Linked DNA regions of Mus musculus: region 1 is linked to region 2. Evidence: chromatin loops called from intact Hi-C (ENCODE). Cell type or tissue: heart. All regions are shown on one strand.

Region 1 (4,000 bases), 260 kb after region 2:
AACAGATAATTTTTCAAGACATTTTGAGGTCAGGGCAGCAGCTGCACATGGCAAAGGAGTTGAATGAAAGATCTGCTGTTAGTTTTTGCTACTATGCTAAGATTATAAATCCTTAAAAGTAAATTATAAAGTAAAAAAATAAAGAAGCTTGCTGAGGCTTGGTGGAACATGCCTTTAATTCCAGCATTCAGGAGGCAGAGGCAGACGCAGGCTGATCTTTGTGAGTTCTAAGCCATCTAGGGATACCAACATAGTGAGACCCCATCTTTAAAATATGTGTGTATGTATTTACTCATAAATGTGTGCATATATATGTATATATATATGTGTGTGTGTGTATGTATATATATATGTGTATATATATATATGTATATGTATATATATATATATATATATATATTTAAGAAACCTGTATTCCTAAACATAATGATGAGTACTTCAGTGTAGTCCCTTGCAATTGTACCTAAAAAGCTAACCACAATAAAGCTTTATAAATAATCTAATTTGTTGCATAATATAGAAGTCATACCCAGGCCTTTCATTTGAAAGGTTAACACTTTAAATGGACACCAGAGGGGCTATGTATTTACAAGACTTGGGTTTTGCGTTAATCGAGGTATTCAATGGTCTACTGTTACAGGAAATGCCGACAAAAACAAAAAACCTACCAATACTCTTTGTTAGGCTTCAAAATTACAGTAATTCTCAAGGTGATCTTGAAATCTCATAAAACCTTAACAAAGATCATAGCGAAGCACACAGCTTAATCCAATTTTCCAAACTTAGTATCATGACTCATGGTTTCAACAAATATTTACGGAGTGCCAAGCACTGTGCTATGCAGGTGCTGTCACAAATCATGATCAAGTTTGGAGGAAAGGTATTTGACATAACAAACCCACGAGGGGAAAACAAGACATCAAATGTAAACACTGAAGACAAAACGAAGCCTGGACATTTAATTTGGAAAAAGGTCCCTTCGACGTCTCTGAGCAGACAGGTCTGGGGCCAGAGTGTCTTCAGCTTGGGAAGTCGCCAGGCCTGTGTGCGCTACCAAAGGTAAGAGCTGGGGGAGCGGGGCGGCGGTAGCTGGGTTCCTGCACCTGGCACCGCTGCTGGGCACCCGGGAGCCCCGGCCCCCCCGTGCGCTGGCACAGAGACAGAGAGCGGGAGCCGGCGTCCCGCAGACTCCAGCGGCTGCTCGGCCGGCCGTGTCAACTCCGGTAAGGAGCGGAGGCGAGGACTGGCCTTGTAGCCTTCCGCTGTGCACCTACCGACCTGCGTTCCCTGTCGCTCCCCGGGTCCCCACACCATCCCGTGCTGGCCTGCCTCCCCTCATTACCTAGGCGGTGACCAAGGCCAGCGACTCTCCAGACAGCGGGCGCTGAGGGGAGGCGACACGCGCGAGCCCCGGGACCTGCCTCGCGAAGGGGCGAGGCGAAAACACTAGGCCGGCTTCCAGGGTGAGCCTCAAGGCACAGAAGTGCAGCACGGCCTGGAGAAGGCCGGTCGGCCTGGACTTCTGCCCTAGCCCGGGGCAACCGGCCGGGACGGGATTCGCCCCACCCCAGCGGGGTCGGGGCCCGCCGCTCCGCCCCACCGCGCCTCCAGCTTCTAGCTCTGGAGTGAGGAGGCGGGGCCCTCGAGCTGTAGGCGGGACGGAAAGCAAACTACAGTTCCCAGAAGGCTTTGCGCTAGGGCCGCAAAGCCTGTTGGGAGAGTGGGTCTCCTTTTTAGCTTCCCTAGCTGGGTGGGGGCTGCCATTGAACCGGCGTCACTGCAGCTCCAAGGTCGCCCGGTGATGATGTGAGAGCGCCTGCCAGTTCCTGCCACGCCCGGGGGGGTTAGCTCGGTGGCGGCGGCGGCTGCTTCAGATGCTGCTCTCAGGCTGCCGCGCATTAGGGGCTTCTTCCTGAGCGAGTGTGGGCGGAAGAGCGAGGACGCCGGGCCATTCCCGTGAGTAAGCTCCCGCGTGCGATTCGAACTTGCCCTTGTCAACTTCTCTCAAAGGCAGAGAAGCCTTCCTGTCCCGCGTCCCTCTGGTCCCCAGAGGTCACTCACGGAAGGATTCCGCCCCGAGATGGGAAAGGGATGTTTCCCAAGTGTGGGTGCAAACTGATGGGAACTGGGCGGTAGCCTCCGGGATTCACCCTATCTGCACCTCTGAAGATTGGCAGCTTCCCATCCTTTGCCAGACAGAGTCCATCTGGAGCTCTGTCGTTTTAGGATGAGTGGCTTTAGTGTCTGGACGTTAAACCTTAAGCTCTCGGTGGCCATCTGTGATGCAAATGGGAGGAAAGGACACTAGAAAGAGCTCTTTCTTTATTGGGCTTTTATTTGTAATTGATTTGGAACCAAACGCCACATGTCTTTTTAAAAGAAATAAGGAAGACAGACAGACAGAAAGACTTTTGGTTGAAGCAAAAAGAATGAATATTGGCAGTTGTGTTTTCCAGTGCCAGCACTTCTGAGTCCCAGACACTTTTTTTTTTTTTTAAATCACAATTATGGCAGTGAAGTCAATTACCTGCTTATGCATCTTTTTCTGCATCAGGAAAGATGGTAATATTTCGCTGGAAATTCACTTAGCTTATGTAAGGACCACTGAACAAAATGAGCTAGACTCAGAGTTCTTGCTCTACCTTAGTAAAAATGTTTGTGACCTTTCAAATCTTTGCTGTCCTGTTAAAAGTCTGAGCTACAGTGAGCTCCAAATAGCATATTAATGGTGGTGACACTTGAAAACGAATTGTGAAGGACATTTGGTGGTGGGAAAGGGCAAAATTAAAGGCACTTTATCATCTCGGCCACTCTCCAGCTTTCTATTTTTAAAATTAGGTAGTATCTGGCAAGCCTCAGATGTTTAACCAGCACATACATACCTATGTGAAAGACAGTGCTCTTACCCATACCCATTTTTACTGATGTGATGATGTACACGGTTCACCTAACCACGCACATTGCTCACTAGTTGCACTGGAGACTTTCTGTATCAAGTCGAGATTTACACCCATACCTGCTTTGCCTCAAAGTTATGAACCAGGTTAAAAGAATGGTTAAGAAGAATTTTCATAGTTTGCTAGTACTCGCTCCATCATTCCTTGACTATGAATGCATCCGTAACTCCCACTTTAGCCCTCTGAACAAATTGTACACTCTTGTCTGCTAGTCTCATCCCTCATAGAACTGCTCATTAACACACTAAGAGCTCATTCCAAATCCACCTGGATGCCTTTATGTCTTAAAAAAAAAAATGATAGGATTGGACTTATATCACAAAGGTGCTTTCCAGTTCTCGGGTTTTATGGTTCTATGGTTATTATTCTTCACTGCAGATGCTTAACATCCATAGTCACAAAGCATTGTTATTCTTCCCTATGAATGTTTAACATTCATAGTCATAAAGACTATGGAAATTGGCCTTTTAATGTTTTTACTTCACTGCCCAGACTATATTAGAGCCAACATGAGGGATGGGGGATGGTAGCACTGTAGTTCTTGCTCATTTTCTTCTTGTCTACAGCTCATTTATATCATCTGTATGATTCCTTTTTTTGTTTTGGATTTGTTGGTTTTTTTTTTGTTTGTTTGTTTTACTTTTTTGAGACAATTTCACTATGTAGCTCAGGCTGACCTGGAGCTCACAGAAATCTGCCTGCCTCTGTTTCTTGCGTGCTGAGATTAAAGTTGTGTGCTTCCATGACTGTATCGTTTTTAAAATTACGTTTGTTTGTTTGTTTGTTGCTGTGTGTGTGTGCCTGGGAGCACGCCTGCATGAATGCATGTGGAAATCAGAAGACCACTTGTAGGATTGGGTTTTCTCTTCCTACTATGTGTGTCCTGAGGACGCAGGGTGTCAGTCTTGGTGGCATGCACCTTTGTCTCTCAGCCACATTGCTGGCCCTGGACCAGCTTTTGAACCTCATTAAGTTATCCTACTTACTTGGAAAGAAACCTGAGTCATTGACGTGACAGTCACATGGAGCATCTAGTCACGTCT
Region 2 (4,000 bases):
AGCAATGCCACTACTACCCCAGGGGCATATCTTGCCCGGCAAGTCTGTATTGTAGCATGCATGGTTCTGTGATGAGTAAGACAATTATTATCTTTTCTCCTGAAGTGGAGAAATAAAATAAAATAAAATAAAATAAAATAAAAACTGTCCTGACACCTTGAGAACTAGCTGCTAGGGAATACGTTTCCTGATGAATTCCTGATGAGTTTCATTTCTTGTGATGAAAGTGTATAGTGTCAGGCTGAAGAGATGGCTCAGCAGTTAAGAGCACTGACTCTTCCAGAGGTCCTGAGTTCAATTCCCAGCAACCTCATGGTGGTTCACAACCATCTTTAATGCCCTCTTCCGGTGAAGACAGTGACAGTGTACTCACATACACGAAATAAATAAATCTTTAAAAAAAAAAGTGTATAGTGTCTTACCATCTTGTTACTGTGAGTGGCAACCAAGAGCAATGCCAGCAGTCTGGTTGTTTTGGGGACATTCTTAAACCTATTTTTCCAGGGCTGAATATACACTTTATAAGGATAGATGTGTGTGATGGTTTGTATATCCACAGGGAGTGGCACCATGTAGAGGTGTGGCCTTGTTGGAATAGGTGTGACCTGGTTGGAATGGGTGTGTCACTGTGGGTGTGGGCATAAGATCCTTACCCTAGTTGCCTGGAAGTCAGTCTTCCACTAGCCGCCTTTGGATGAAGACATAGAACTCTCAGCTCTGCCTGCACCATGCCTGCCTGTATGCTGCCATGCTCCCACCTTGATGATAATGGCCTGAACCTCTGAATCTGTAAGCCAGCCCCAATTAAATGTTTGTTTGTTTGTTTGTTTGTTTTAATTTTATAAGACTTGCCTTGGTCATGGTGTCTGTTCACAGCAGTAAAACCCTAAGACAATGTGATATTCATCACTCTTTATATTTCTGAAAGGCCACATGGGTGATACAAAGTATGCTAAAATAACATAACTAAGCATCTAGCTACACAGAGAAACCCTGTCCTGAAAAACAAGAACACAAAACAAAACACAAATAAATGGAGGTAGAATGTTAGGTTGCAAAGGAGGTGAGGTAGAAGAAAAATAACTAAAAACAAAACCACAGAGACTTATTTTATTGAGGAGAAAGATGAGGGGTTGCATTCATTTTTTTTAAAAAAGCGGGTGAGTCTCAAAATGGATAAGAAGGGTGATGCCTTAATTCCAGGGCCAGGATTAGCCTGAGAGGACAAAACGTTTCTTTTCAGGACAGGAAAAGGAAGACTTCAGTTGCAGGTGGATACTTTGGTAGCAGCTAGAGGGAATGAAGGAAGTTCACCTCTGGGAGTCTCTCTTGCCTCAGAACTGTAGATGAAGACATTTATTTTTCATTTTTATCAAAGGAGGCGGGCAGGGTAGAGCTCAGTAAGGGATTGAGAGCTCCCGAGGGCAAGGTTACCTGGGGAGAGAATTAGGAGATAAGATCTTAGTGTATAAATGACTGGTGTAGGCTCCGAAATACTTTGGCCACACGGATGTCTCAGCTGAAGCTGTGTGACCATCCTGAGAGGAGTGAAGATATTCTGAGGAGAGACACGTGTGCCCCTCCTTTTGACTAGTGGACTAACAGGATAATGGGCCCCAAAGAACTAGATTTCCTCAAGAGTCTCACTGGAGAAGGAAGAGATTGGGTTTCTGGGTGCAAACCATCAGGAGAGCTTGGTTCTTAGTTCTGACAACTTGTCAGTTTGCTTTGCAGGACCAACCAAGATGTGTTTACCATGGGCAAGATCACACCTTGAGCCTTCTACTTATGTCAAGGCTCCAAAGATAGACTTAGGGGGTTTACTGAACCAGCCCCTTAGTTCTTTTTCCTAGTGCAGTCTCATTGAATAAATTTCTTTCACTGTTGTCTTTTTTAGCTGTGTTATGGAGGACAGGTAGCTTGTTAGGGCGGCCAGAGTCCAGGCTTCATTAACTGCAGGACATCCCTGGTTTGTACCATTTGGTGGCGCCATTCTCAAGGCTGTACACTTTTCTGTTCTAGCACTGAAGTTGATAAGGCTCTGGTGAGAGACCCTGAGTTGGAGGAACCAGTTGGGAATTTGTACGCAGGGGCATTCGATTCGGGGAATATATCTATCTTTAATGAGTAAATAAATGTAACTCTGTAGGTTCCGCGATGCACACTCTGTAGCAGCAGATTTCTCTCTGGCTTGTGTTCTGAGAGCATCTGTTACACAAAACATTCAAGGGAGCACTTAGGGGTGCAGCGGGAGGATTGCGACCGTGACAAGTATGGATGGTAGTGAGACTAAGAAGCAAGCAAAAACAATTTTAACGCTGTATATTGAGGAGCCCTGAGGAAATAGTTTCTTCCTACTCTTTACCGTTTAAGGTGGACACGCGGCAAAGGCACACTCGGGAAGAGATGACGTCATGCAGCTTAAAGGTAGCTCGTATTTTCACTTTTGTTATTTCTCTTGAGACACGTTCTCAAGGCTGGCCTCGAATTCCTGATCCTGCTGCCTTCATCTCACAAATGTTGGGATTACAGACGTGTGCAGCCATGTTCTGATAGGTAAGATTTTCTCTTCATTTCTCGCAGTTTGAGGAGGTAACAAAACTTGCAGTAGTTTCCATCCTCAAGCGCGGCCTATCGTTACCATGGAAACGCTTATTGAGTTAGGTCCTTTCACTGAGTCTTCGGTTGCTTCTAAAGTGCGCCCGCCCTAGGACGATTGGTTCTGCCCTGACTGAATGGTTTGCCTGCAGTCACTGATGCGTTCGGAGCAATCTTGATCCCTGTCGGACGCCGTCACCGGCTCTTGCCTAGCTCCACCCATTCTGCGGGCCCGCCTCTCCAGCCCGCCGCCGGAGGCCCCGCCCCTACCTGGAGGCCCCGCCCCCATGAATCAGCTGATCTCGCGTACCCGCGGTGCAGTCGGGCTCGCGCCGGGAGAAGAGCGCGGAGCTGCGGGAGCGTCAGGTGAGCCCGCGCGGGTCCGGGCGGTCCTTGGGTTCGAAGGCGGGTCGGCGGAGGTGCGGGAGCGCGCTGGGCTGGCCTGCGGGGACGGCGCCTGCCTGTGAAGAGCTCCGGACGTGGTGGCTCGGCCCGGGTCCCACCCTCCGGGTCCCAGCGCCCCACTGCCGTGGTCGGAGCTGTGTGGCATTCCTTCGGGTCCCCTCTTCCCGCCTCCACCCACGCTGCTTACGCCCATCCGCTCAGAGGGTTTTTTGAATGCCCACAGTGGGCGCCCAGCTGGCTAGACAGTGAACCTTGCTGAGTGTCCTAGGTGGGTTTGCCCCAGGATGCATATCGTGGGGAAAAGTGAAGGGGGGCGGGGAGGGTCTGTGGTTTGAAACAGCGTTTGCTGAAAATGAAAAGGACTTTGGTATTAATCAGTGGTAGTTTGACCAAATCCCTAAATGTATCAAGTCATCAAAGGAATCATCGTGAAGACAGGAAAGAACACTGGAGCGATCTTGAGGAAATGGTCCTCACATTGATGTTGGTCCTCCAGGTAACAGGGCTATTTGCAGACAAGCAACTGTAGATTTGTAGAGGCAAGCTACTGTTTAGTACTTCTGTGGTTACCAAAGAGGGAAAACACACTGGTTGAATTGGGTGGTCAAGAGCAGCACTTTCTTATAGATTAACTGACTGCTGTACCCAAATTAAGGTTGTTACTCTGTTGTTCTTATATTTGTATCTGTTTTTTAAATGACTGTCAAGGATAAACTTGTGTGATGTAGGTTTATTTGGAGCAGGTACAAAAATGCAAAAAAACAGTAGGCCATACTTTTTTGTTTTTTATCATATACCTGTATGTATTAGTGTTCTCTAGAGTCACAAAACTTATGAAATGTATATATTAAGGGAATTTATCATAGTGATATACAGTTTACAGTCCAACTAGCCCAACAACGGGAATGGGAAGTCCAAGAATCTAATAGTTGCTCAGTCCCACGAGGGTAGTTATTTTAGCTGGTCTTCTGGATAAGCTGGAATCCTGAAGAAGTAG

What was found. Hi-C counts contacts between places; a loop is a spot of excess contacts. Peaks named below come from ENCODE experiments on the same cell type or tissue, not always from the same donor. Only the 100,000 strongest peaks of a DNase experiment are listed, where the experiment ranks them.
Region 1: it touches region 2 in a loop (2.3-fold over the local background); 1 of 42 quality-filtered maps calls a loop at or near these places.

The regions. Positions count from the first base shown.
Region 1 is chr1:58,971,193-58,975,192 of GRCm38, reverse strand. It overlaps Trak2 (trafficking protein, kinesin binding 2), which reads left to right and starts at 1,711. Exons shown (of 16, transcript NM_172406.3): 1 at 1,711-1,956. Stradb (STE20-related kinase adaptor beta) reads right to left here and starts at 1,671. Exons shown (of 12, transcript NM_172656.6): 1 at 1,343-1,671. In heart, CTCF peaks have their summits at 1,806 and 2,010; a DNase peak (open chromatin) is centred at 1,662; H3K4me3 peaks cover 3,470 bases; H3K27ac peaks cover 2,565 bases.
Region 2 is chr1:59,236,119-59,240,118 of GRCm38, reverse strand. Als2 (alsin Rho guanine nucleotide exchange factor) reads left to right here and starts at 2,888. Exons shown (of 34, transcript NM_028717.6): 1 at 2,888-2,964. Gm33667 (predicted gene, 33667) reads right to left here and starts at 2,764. Exons shown (of 2, transcript NR_168353.1): 1 at 2,366-2,764; 2 at 1,097-1,434. In heart, a CTCF peak has its summit at 1,985; DNase peaks (open chromatin) are centred at 2,038, 2,308 and 2,828; H3K4me3 peaks cover 2,061 bases; H3K27ac peaks cover 1,369 bases.